Regions from separate parts of the Mus musculus genome. Here region 2 is linked to region 1. The links are chromatin loops, found by intact Hi-C in ENCODE. Cell type or tissue: gastrocnemius. All regions are shown on one strand. Links, peaks and the distances in the headings refer to the core of each region. The heading gives the core; the rest is flanking DNA.

What was found. A loop is a pair of places that touch in the nucleus more often than their neighbours do. Peaks named below come from ENCODE experiments on the same cell type or tissue, not always from the same donor. Only the 100,000 strongest peaks of a DNase experiment are listed, where the experiment ranks them.
Region 2: a loop joins it to region 1, with 1.9 times the contacts of the local background. A loop is called at or near these places in 1 of 42 quality-filtered maps.

Annotation. Positions count from the first base shown.
Region 1 is chr14:99,296,788-99,301,186 of GRCm38, forward strand. It overlaps Klf5 (Kruppel-like factor 5), which reads left to right and starts at 1,904. Exons shown (of 4, transcript NM_009769.4): 1 at 1,904-2,435. The coding sequence starts at 2,208. In gastrocnemius, for the core only: a CTCF peak has its summit at 2,478; DNase peaks (open chromatin) are centred at 1,816 and 2,394; H3K4me3 peaks cover 2,937 bases; H3K27ac peaks cover 2,342 bases.
Region 2 is chr14:99,192,598-99,196,996 of GRCm38, forward strand. It overlaps Pibf1 (progesterone immunomodulatory binding factor 1), which reads left to right. Exons shown (of 18, transcript NM_029320.3): 14 at 3,752-3,854. Among named protein-coding and RNA genes, the nearest start is that of Dis3, 95 kb to the left of the region's middle. In gastrocnemius, for the core only: no CTCF peak of the experiment used is centred there; no DNase peak of the experiment used is centred there.

The sequences.
Region 1 (4,399 bases), core at 71-4,070:
AGTTAAAGGAAGGAACCATCCTGTTAAGAGCTATCAACACTCCACACTTGGTTTGGTTATACTATCAGCATTAAGTACCCAGAGGTCTTCTAAAAAAATGACCCCTTTTTAAAAAGTTAAAATCTGACAACAATTCTATGACCCGTCTCAGAGTTATTTGAGCACGTGATTGGCTTTAATAACAGAGAAAAATGAGGCCAAGTTTTTAAAGATGAAGGTTGGCAACATGGGGTTGTCGACGTAAAACGTCAGTACACACACACTTATTAAATAACACCCTGGTATCATGAAAGTTGTCATCACCCATCCTCTGAAAGTGGCAACCACAACTGTAAAGATGGATCATTGCTGACAGGAAGGAAAAGGGAGAAAAGAAACTGAGTTCACAATATGATTTTATCTTTGCTACAATAAATAAATAAATAAATAAATAAATAAATAAATAAATAAATAAATAAACGACACGTGAGACTTTGGAAATTTCATTGGAAATGAGACTTATACCTGTGATACACTCTTTCAGGTGCACTTTTTTTTTTTCCTAAGAACTTTTTAAAAAGATGCTTCACTGTAAAGGAGCGAGTGTGCTCTAGGTAGGTATTATAGTATAGTGTGCTGCCAACAGACGTAAATAGATAGCAATATTACAGGCGTCTTTTTAAGTCGCAGTTTATTGTTTCAGCTTCTCAATAAGCCAGATAAAATCATAGACAAGAACATTGAGGATTAAGGAAAGGCGTTTCCTTTGGTGTGATTACTGGCAAAAATTAAGAACAAAACCAAACCAAACCACTCACCTTCCATTAAAACAACGCAGTAAAAAGGTAGTAATATAGTTGACTGTTGCTTTCCTACCAGTTTGGATACCCAGTTTTCAGGGCTGTTGAATGTCTGTGAATGTTTGTGCCTTCTTTGGTTCCCGTTTCGTAGGAAAAGGTGACACTGTATTAGGTAGATGGGACCCATACTTCTGAATATATTAAAACTCCATTCCCCGCCCCTCCGAACACTACAGTGCTAGCAAAAATAAGCCAAAGATGTAATGTCTATTTAAATACCCGGTTGAGCTGGCTGTTAGTTCTCAAATTAGATTCCATGCTCGGGCTAGAATCAACATGGTTTAAATATTAAAAACTTCATAATTCATATGGCCCACCCCACCTTTTCCCCACATTCGGCGAAGGAGAGTAGACATGTCTGTGAAAACTTGTAGCTCCTTAAATACTGTAGGGGAAAATGTGCCCAGGTTGGTATGCAAGGACTTGAAAAAAAATGCTTGACATTTACAGATTTTATTCAGGCCACAAGGAATCTGCGAAAAGATAGATAGATCTACGGCTGAAAACACAGAAAGGAGGGCTGTTTTACGTTTGTTTTCGCACCGCCCCTTGTTTTCCTCTAAAGTACATTTTGTATACTTAAAAAAAAAAATACACTCATTGGTTAAGACTGGAAACCTCAGCTCCCCCCACCTAGCTGCCTTCTGTCTTCGGTTTTCGAGTTTCAGGTCCTTGCACAACACCTAAGACGTGCAATACTTTTTTTTCGCCCTAATCCTGGCAGAGAACAGTTCGGAGAGATCTCCCTCCGCGTCTCCACCCTGATTTCCCCCTCTTCCTAGATTCCACCCGCTCCTCTCCTTCCCTCCGCCCGCCCCGTGCTCCGCCGGCCCAATCTGTCAGAGAAGTTGTGTACAAACTGCGCCGCAGCCCTGCGCGCGAAGCTCCTGGCCCGCGAGGGGTGCGGTCGGCCCGTCGGAGGCGGGACCTCGTGGGCCTTCTTTCCTACTGGCTACCCTCTGGCCCTGGGGCCTTGCCATTGGCCACAACGCTGCCAGTCCGGTGAGCTGGCCCTGCCTCCCCGGAGTTGGGTGAAATAGAGGCGGGCGTCAAGTGTCAGTAGTCGCGGGGCAGGTACGCGCTCTCTTAGGTTGCTGGTGGAGCTTGGGGGTGGCGGGAGCGGGTTCCGGCGAGAGGGTGAGCGAGCGCTGGGGCGGGGCGGGAGAAAGTGGCTGCCCGAGGACCTCGGCGGTGACGCGTGGCCGAGCCCAGGAGCCCCGATCTCCGTGCCCGCCTTCGTGAGCGTCTGGCTGCCGGCCCAGGGGTCCCCCGCCGCGGCCCCCCGCCGAGTCCGCCGTCCCGTGCCAGCCCGAGCGAGGTGGGATCGCGATCGCTCCGTGTCCCGCTCCCGTAATCCCCAGACCGTCCATGCCCACGCGGGTGCTGACCATGAGCGCCCGCCTGGGACCACTGCCCCAGCCGCCGGCCGCGCAGGACGAGCCCGTGTTCGCGCAGCTCAAGCCGGTGCTGGGCGCTGCGAACCCGGCCCGCGACGCGGCGCTCTTCTCCGGAGACGATCTGAAACACGCGCACCACCACCCGCCTGCGCCGCCGCCAGCCGCTGGCCCGCGACTGCCCTCGGAGGAGCTGGTCCAGGTAAGCAGAGCGGCCGGCCTCCCTTCCCCGGCTCGGGCGTGTCCCGCCGCTACGAGGCGCGGGCGACAGGGGCCGCTCCAGACTGGGACGCGCGGGAACGGGTGCCCGGGTGGACAGCCCCGCCCTGCGCTCCCAGACGGGGCGCCGGGGAGTGGATGGGGGAGCAGGGCGGGGGCCCACCCGGATCTGTCCAGAGGAGCTAAAGAGAGCCGCGCGCTCGCGTGCACCTTCTCTTTGCTTGCGTGGGGATGAAAGCTTGTGCCCACGCTCAACTTGGCTTAAAATGCTTCTTGACCGCTCTCTCCCGATGGCCCTGGCCTTGGAAGTCCACCTGCCTGCGTCCTCTGGGGTGAAATAGAAATGCAAATTGGAGTACTGGGGTTTCATATACCCCCGTGGAGGCTCACCCTAGAATGTATTGTAGGGCCCCGTTTGGAAAACTAGAATCTTAAGGTTGTATTGGAACACCGCTTTTCCCTTAAAAAGAAACACGGACAAAAAAGGCCAGGGGTGTTGTTTTTCTTAGTGTGCGCGTAAATTTCCTCTCGGAGTCGCGTTGAAAGCTGGCAGTTGGCTTTTACACTTGCCCAGCAGCCGAATTAGAGCAAGCGCCTGTTTCTTTCGCCCACGCACGGGAGTCATATAGCCTAGAAAAAACTTCCCGGGACTTTTAGCTAGTCCCAAGGAAAAAAAAAATTGGAAACAGACCCACATGCAAACAGCTGGAAGAGCTAAAATCAGAAACCACTAACCGCCACGGGAGCGCAGTGCACGAAAGGGTTTAAGATCGGTTTATTTCAAGACGCTTAGTTTAATAGCCTCTTGCTGTATTGTGTATTTGCACTGAGCGCCTATTTCTTGGGGTCTGCCAGTGTCGTGGTGCTTTGAGAAGACAGTGGCATTTTGTCAGATGTGACTCACATGGCTACAGCATGAATCTTTATTTTTAAGTCCTGCATATCCGGGAAATCCCGTCCGTCCTCGTCCACATCCAGATCTTGATGATCTGAGGTCCGAGGTGACATTTCTTTGGAAAATTAAAAGCAAAATATACGACTCCTATTCACTGACTGAGGTGAATGGTTCTATGAACCATTTCATTTACCTGGGGCTTGATCTTTTTCTGACTTCCTTTTTTTTCAATGTCAAAAAAAAAATCAAGAGAAAGCGTTCGTTATATTAGAGAAGAGAGCTGGGGGAAAGATAGGCGTCTGGTCAGTAGCTGGATTGATTATGTATGTTCTTAAACAATCAGGGCCTGGAAGATATTTGGTTATTTTATTCTGGTAGTTTTCGCTCAGGAGATAGCAAGATGACTGCGCTTTTTACAGAGGAAGGGGGAATGTAGCATTGGCCCACGGAGAGGACATGATAAATGTTTTGCTGATGACTGTGCCTGCGATGCAGCAGCCTCTCCCCACCCACGGGAGTCTTAGCACCCGTCTACCAAGGGAGTGATTTTTCTCCTTGATAATTAAAGATCTGTTTTAGATAGGGATATGAATAGGTCCATTTCATTATGATAGTGACCCATTACCGAATCTACTGGTTCAAGTGAACATTTGGACCAAACGTTGAGGGTGCAATTGTTTTGTATCAGTGGATACAATACAGGCTTCTGCTCCACAGGTTCAAGTTTCTATTCAAAAAGTATTGAAATGGCCAGAGAACATTTTATATTAGGCCTGATAAAATAACCTAGTCCACACACAAAAGCCCTTTGGAATAATTATTTTTAAGATTTGCACAGGTTTTAGTTTTCAAGTGTAATGGATGTGAACAGATTTGAGGCAGTTTGGCAAAACTGTGATACCATAGTTTAACTGAAGATATACCCTAATTTGACTGTGTGTGCGCGTGTGCGCGCGCGTGTGTGTGACTTGATTGCATCAGAAAATGTTTTGACCTCCACCCCCCACCCCATTTGCCTTTCACTTTTGTCTGGGGATGATTTGCGGGAGTGA
Region 2 (4,399 bases), core at 108-4,107, 100 kb before region 1:
GTCTGATTCTTTCCTATATTTTTTATTTTACTTTTATGTGTATAAGAGTTTTGCCTGTGCATATGTCTATGCTCTACATGTGCCTGGTGCCTGTGTAGATCTGAAGAGGTGTGAGATCCACCACCATTTCATTCCCAAACTCTAACACCTTTCATCAGCCTTGAATGGGATTTCTCTCTCAGGATGCCTGAACTAAAACCAGGCGCATTCTTATTAGGACACTGCCCTTGGGCTAACACTAAAACACTGGCATACAGTTCCTTCCTTCAGTGTTTACATCATCTGACTTTGTCACTATATCTGCATAAGAGCAGTTTGCTAAACAAGTTGCCCAAACCAGTGAGCAGTGTACTGTACTTCACTTCCTATCACCAAGTCACTGTCCTCTCAGAATGCTGTTAAACAGGTGACTGGTAACATGGCATTGTTTTTAGCATCTCTCATTCCTTAATAGAAAACAGAGGTTTTATTTGCATAAAAATTTCCTCTCATCTATACTTCTTTGTAAATGAATTTGACTGTGTTCTTTGTTTTATAAGCATTATTACACAAATGTTGTCAATACCTCCAGCATACATTTGTTGATAAATTGTTATTTAGAATGACCCTAAAGAGTATGTTCTGTGAGTAACAAAAATATAGAAACTACACCCAATATGTATATGTGTATATATATGTATATATATATATATACAATATATATGTGTATGTGTGTGTATATGTGTGTATATATGTGTGTGTGTGTGTGTGTATATATATATATATATATATATATATATATATATATATATATATATATATGTATGTATGAAAGGTAAGGAAGAAGATAAAAGTGTGATTGATAATAACCAGGGTTTTTAATTAGACAAAATTGGAGCTAGTAATGTAAAATATGGAGTTCACAGGCATAGTTAAAACCAACAGATTTAATCCAAAAGCAACATTAAGATATGTGACTACACTTGGGAGGCAGAGGCAGGCGGACTTCTTAGTTCGAGGCCAGTCTGGTCTACAGAGTGAGCTCCAGGGCAGCCAGGGCTACACAGAAAAACCCTGTCTCAGAAAACAAAATAAATTAATAAATAAATAAAGATATGTGATATGTGACTAAAGCCACTTGTGATGGCACACACCTTTAGTCCCAGCACTCAGTAGGCAGAGGTCAGTGGATCTCTGGGTTCAAGGCCAGTCGGTAAACAAAGAAAATTCCAAGACAGCAAGGAAACAAGGAGAAACCCCAAACTATACAGTTGTTATATTAACTAACAAAGAAAACATGATCCCCTCCCTACCCCTGAAGGGAGAGGTTTTGTAACCTGAATTGTTTTCTGTATAAAACTATGTCAAATTCTATAACAGGGTTAATATGTAAATTTTATTGTTGATATATAAAGTATTGTTTTTAGAGTAAAAAAATAATAAAATGTAAACTATGAATTCATTTATAAGAAGAAAGTTGTTTAGAGGTTCTCTAAACTGGAGTGGAGGGTTAAGAGGCATTTAATAAAGAATGGAAAAAGACAAAGGATGGCTGTTCTTGGGGGTGGTAGAAATGGTCTCAAGTTCTGAGGTTCTGAGAGCTGCACAACTCTACACTTTAACTTGGTGTTTATTGTGCTACTTGCATATTATTATATATTTTAGTACATAATTTTTTAGAGAATTGTTGTCAATAAATGAAGACTACTTCGTTGTCATCTGTAATGTCAACTACTTGGCAGATACCATGCCAGACCAATGAATATTAGATATAGGCATACTGTTGAGATCACTCTATAAACATTTATGAAAACTTGTATGTTTTACTTTGAATGAACAGTCCGCAGGCATTAATGTGTTAGATGATATTTAGCAGAGTCTTACATGAATTCTTCATTTTGTTCTGTACAGTTATTTGGTTGAAAAAAATTTTTTTTGTTTTGTTTTTTTTGTTTTTCGAGACAGGGTTTCTCTGTTTAACAATGGCTGTCCTGGAACTCACTCTGTAGACCAGGCTGGCCTCGAACTCAGAAATCCACCTGCCTCTGCCTCCCAAGTGCTGGGATTAAAGGCATACGCCACTGCTGCCCGGCTATTTGGTGAAAATTTTAAAAACAAACAAACAAACAAAAAAAAAACCTCTTGTTGGACTCTGCCATAGTGCCTGGGTTTGGTGGTTGTCTATGGGATGGATCCCCAGATGGGACAGTTTTTTGATGGTCATTCCTTCAGTCTCTGCTCTGAACTTTGTCTCTGTAACAACCACCAAACCCAGACACTATGGCAGATTCCATCAAGAGCTTGCTGACAAGAGCCTGATATAGCTGTCTCCCGAGAGGCTCTGGCAGTGCTGACAAATACCGAAGTGGATGCTCACCATCATCCATTAGACAGAGCACAGGGTCCCCAATGAAGGAGCTAGAGAAAGTACCCAAGGAGCTAAAGGGGTTTGCAGCCCCTATGAGGAACAGCAATATAAACTAATCAGTAACCCCCCAGAGCTCCCTGGGACTAAATCACCAATCAAACAAAACACACAGAGAGACTCATAGCTCTAGCTGCATATGTAGCAGAGGATGGCCTAGTCGGTCATCAATGAGAGGAGAAGCTCTTGGTCCTGTGAAGGTTCTATGTCCCAGTATAAGGGAATGCCTGGGCCAGGGAGCAGGAGTGGGTGGGTTGGGGAGCAGCGGGAGGGAGGAGAGGATAGGGGGTTTTCGGAGGGGAAACTAGGAAAGGGGATAACACTTGAAATGTAAATAAAGAAAATATCTAATAAAAAAAAAAAACTCAACATTGTGAGAAGTTGAATTCTGTGAATTCTCCATTCATAGGTTAAATTGATAGGCTAACTAATATAGAACATGAAAATACAGTGCAGGTCTTGAGAACAGCATGATTTCTCGGCATTACTGGTACTTCTTAAAAAAACATTGTTTCCTTTCAGTCCTTGGAATTGTTTACCTAGAGAGCAAAGGCTACACAGAGAAACCCTGTCTTGAAAAACCATAACCAACCAAACAAACCAAGGGCAGTTATAGAGTGCACAGCACGGTGGGCTGTGGGTATGTGCCTGTTATCCTAACACTTGGACTAATGTACGGGGAGCAGGGATTGAGGCCAGCCTAGGATACAGACTTAAGACCCTGCCAGGGATGGGGACATAAAACACTGGCAGGAAGGGGGTTCCTTTAGTACAGACTCTGCCTGTACTGTGGTCATTCTCCGCATGTTATTACACGCCTCTTCCACCTCCACATGCAGTAGGAAACCTGTTGGATTATGTTTTGTATTACAAAATTCATAATATTGACTAGGATAAACACTTTCCAAAATGTAAGCTTTTGCACATAATATTCAAGTAATTTCAAATAATAATTTTAATAATTCAAATAATTTTTGCACACAGTATTCAAATAATTCCAGGTAATAATTTTAAGTAATTTGTAATTTGGAAACTTTTGTTAAAATGAGAAAGCTATAAATGGCTCTCTTTTCTGGCAAGCTAGTAACATAATGTAATTCTGCCTCAATGGGCAGAGCTAAAAACCATAGTCAAGTAATCAGTATACCACACTTACCATATGGAAATGTCAGGGTTGCTAAAGTCTTGCTCGTGTGGCGTTCTTTGCTTTGTATTGCCATTGCCTTCTGTTACTATGTGTGTTGCTAGGAAAGGATGGGTCCACCTTCTAGCATACAAATACCTGTTGTGTGTTTAGGCAGCATTCTACTTTGGTGTACATAAGTGCTTTTCATTTTATTTACCTAGTGTCCACTTGGCAAGAAGAGTTCTTCAGTTAGAAAAACAAAATTCATTAATTTTAAAAGATCTGGACCATCAAAAGAACCAAGTAAGACAGCTTTCACAAGAGGTGAGTAGCTGGGTCGGAAGACCCAGAAGCAAGGCGCTCGCTTGCCTCTGCATGCCCTGTTACCACCGACAGTTATTTGCTGAGCACTGTGAAAATAAGCTGGTTGCAAAATGATTTCAAACTTGTAAACTTCACTGAATGTTGAGACTCCTAAACAGCTTAGCGTGTATGGCAAAGCAGAACAGGAGACTGAAGAATGCCCAGCACGAGGAAGGGTAAAGTAGGCGAGCCCAGAGCCTCAGCCTCTGAGAATATCCACTAGCGAAACAACTTTGGCTGATTTGTTGACATGTTTCTCACTGACATATGATTTTTTTAAATACTTGAAATTTCTAAAGTTTCTGTTTAATTGAAAAGACTAATCCTTTTTAATTTTTTTTTTGAGAAAAGTTTTTCATATACTATATTTTGATCATGTTTTCCCCTACCCGGATTCCTCCCAGATCTCCCTACTCACCCAACCTTGTTTTCTGTCTGTCTCCAAAAAAGTTAAAAACAGAGACAAAAGCAAAGCAAAGCAAATCAAAAAAATCAAAACAAAACAA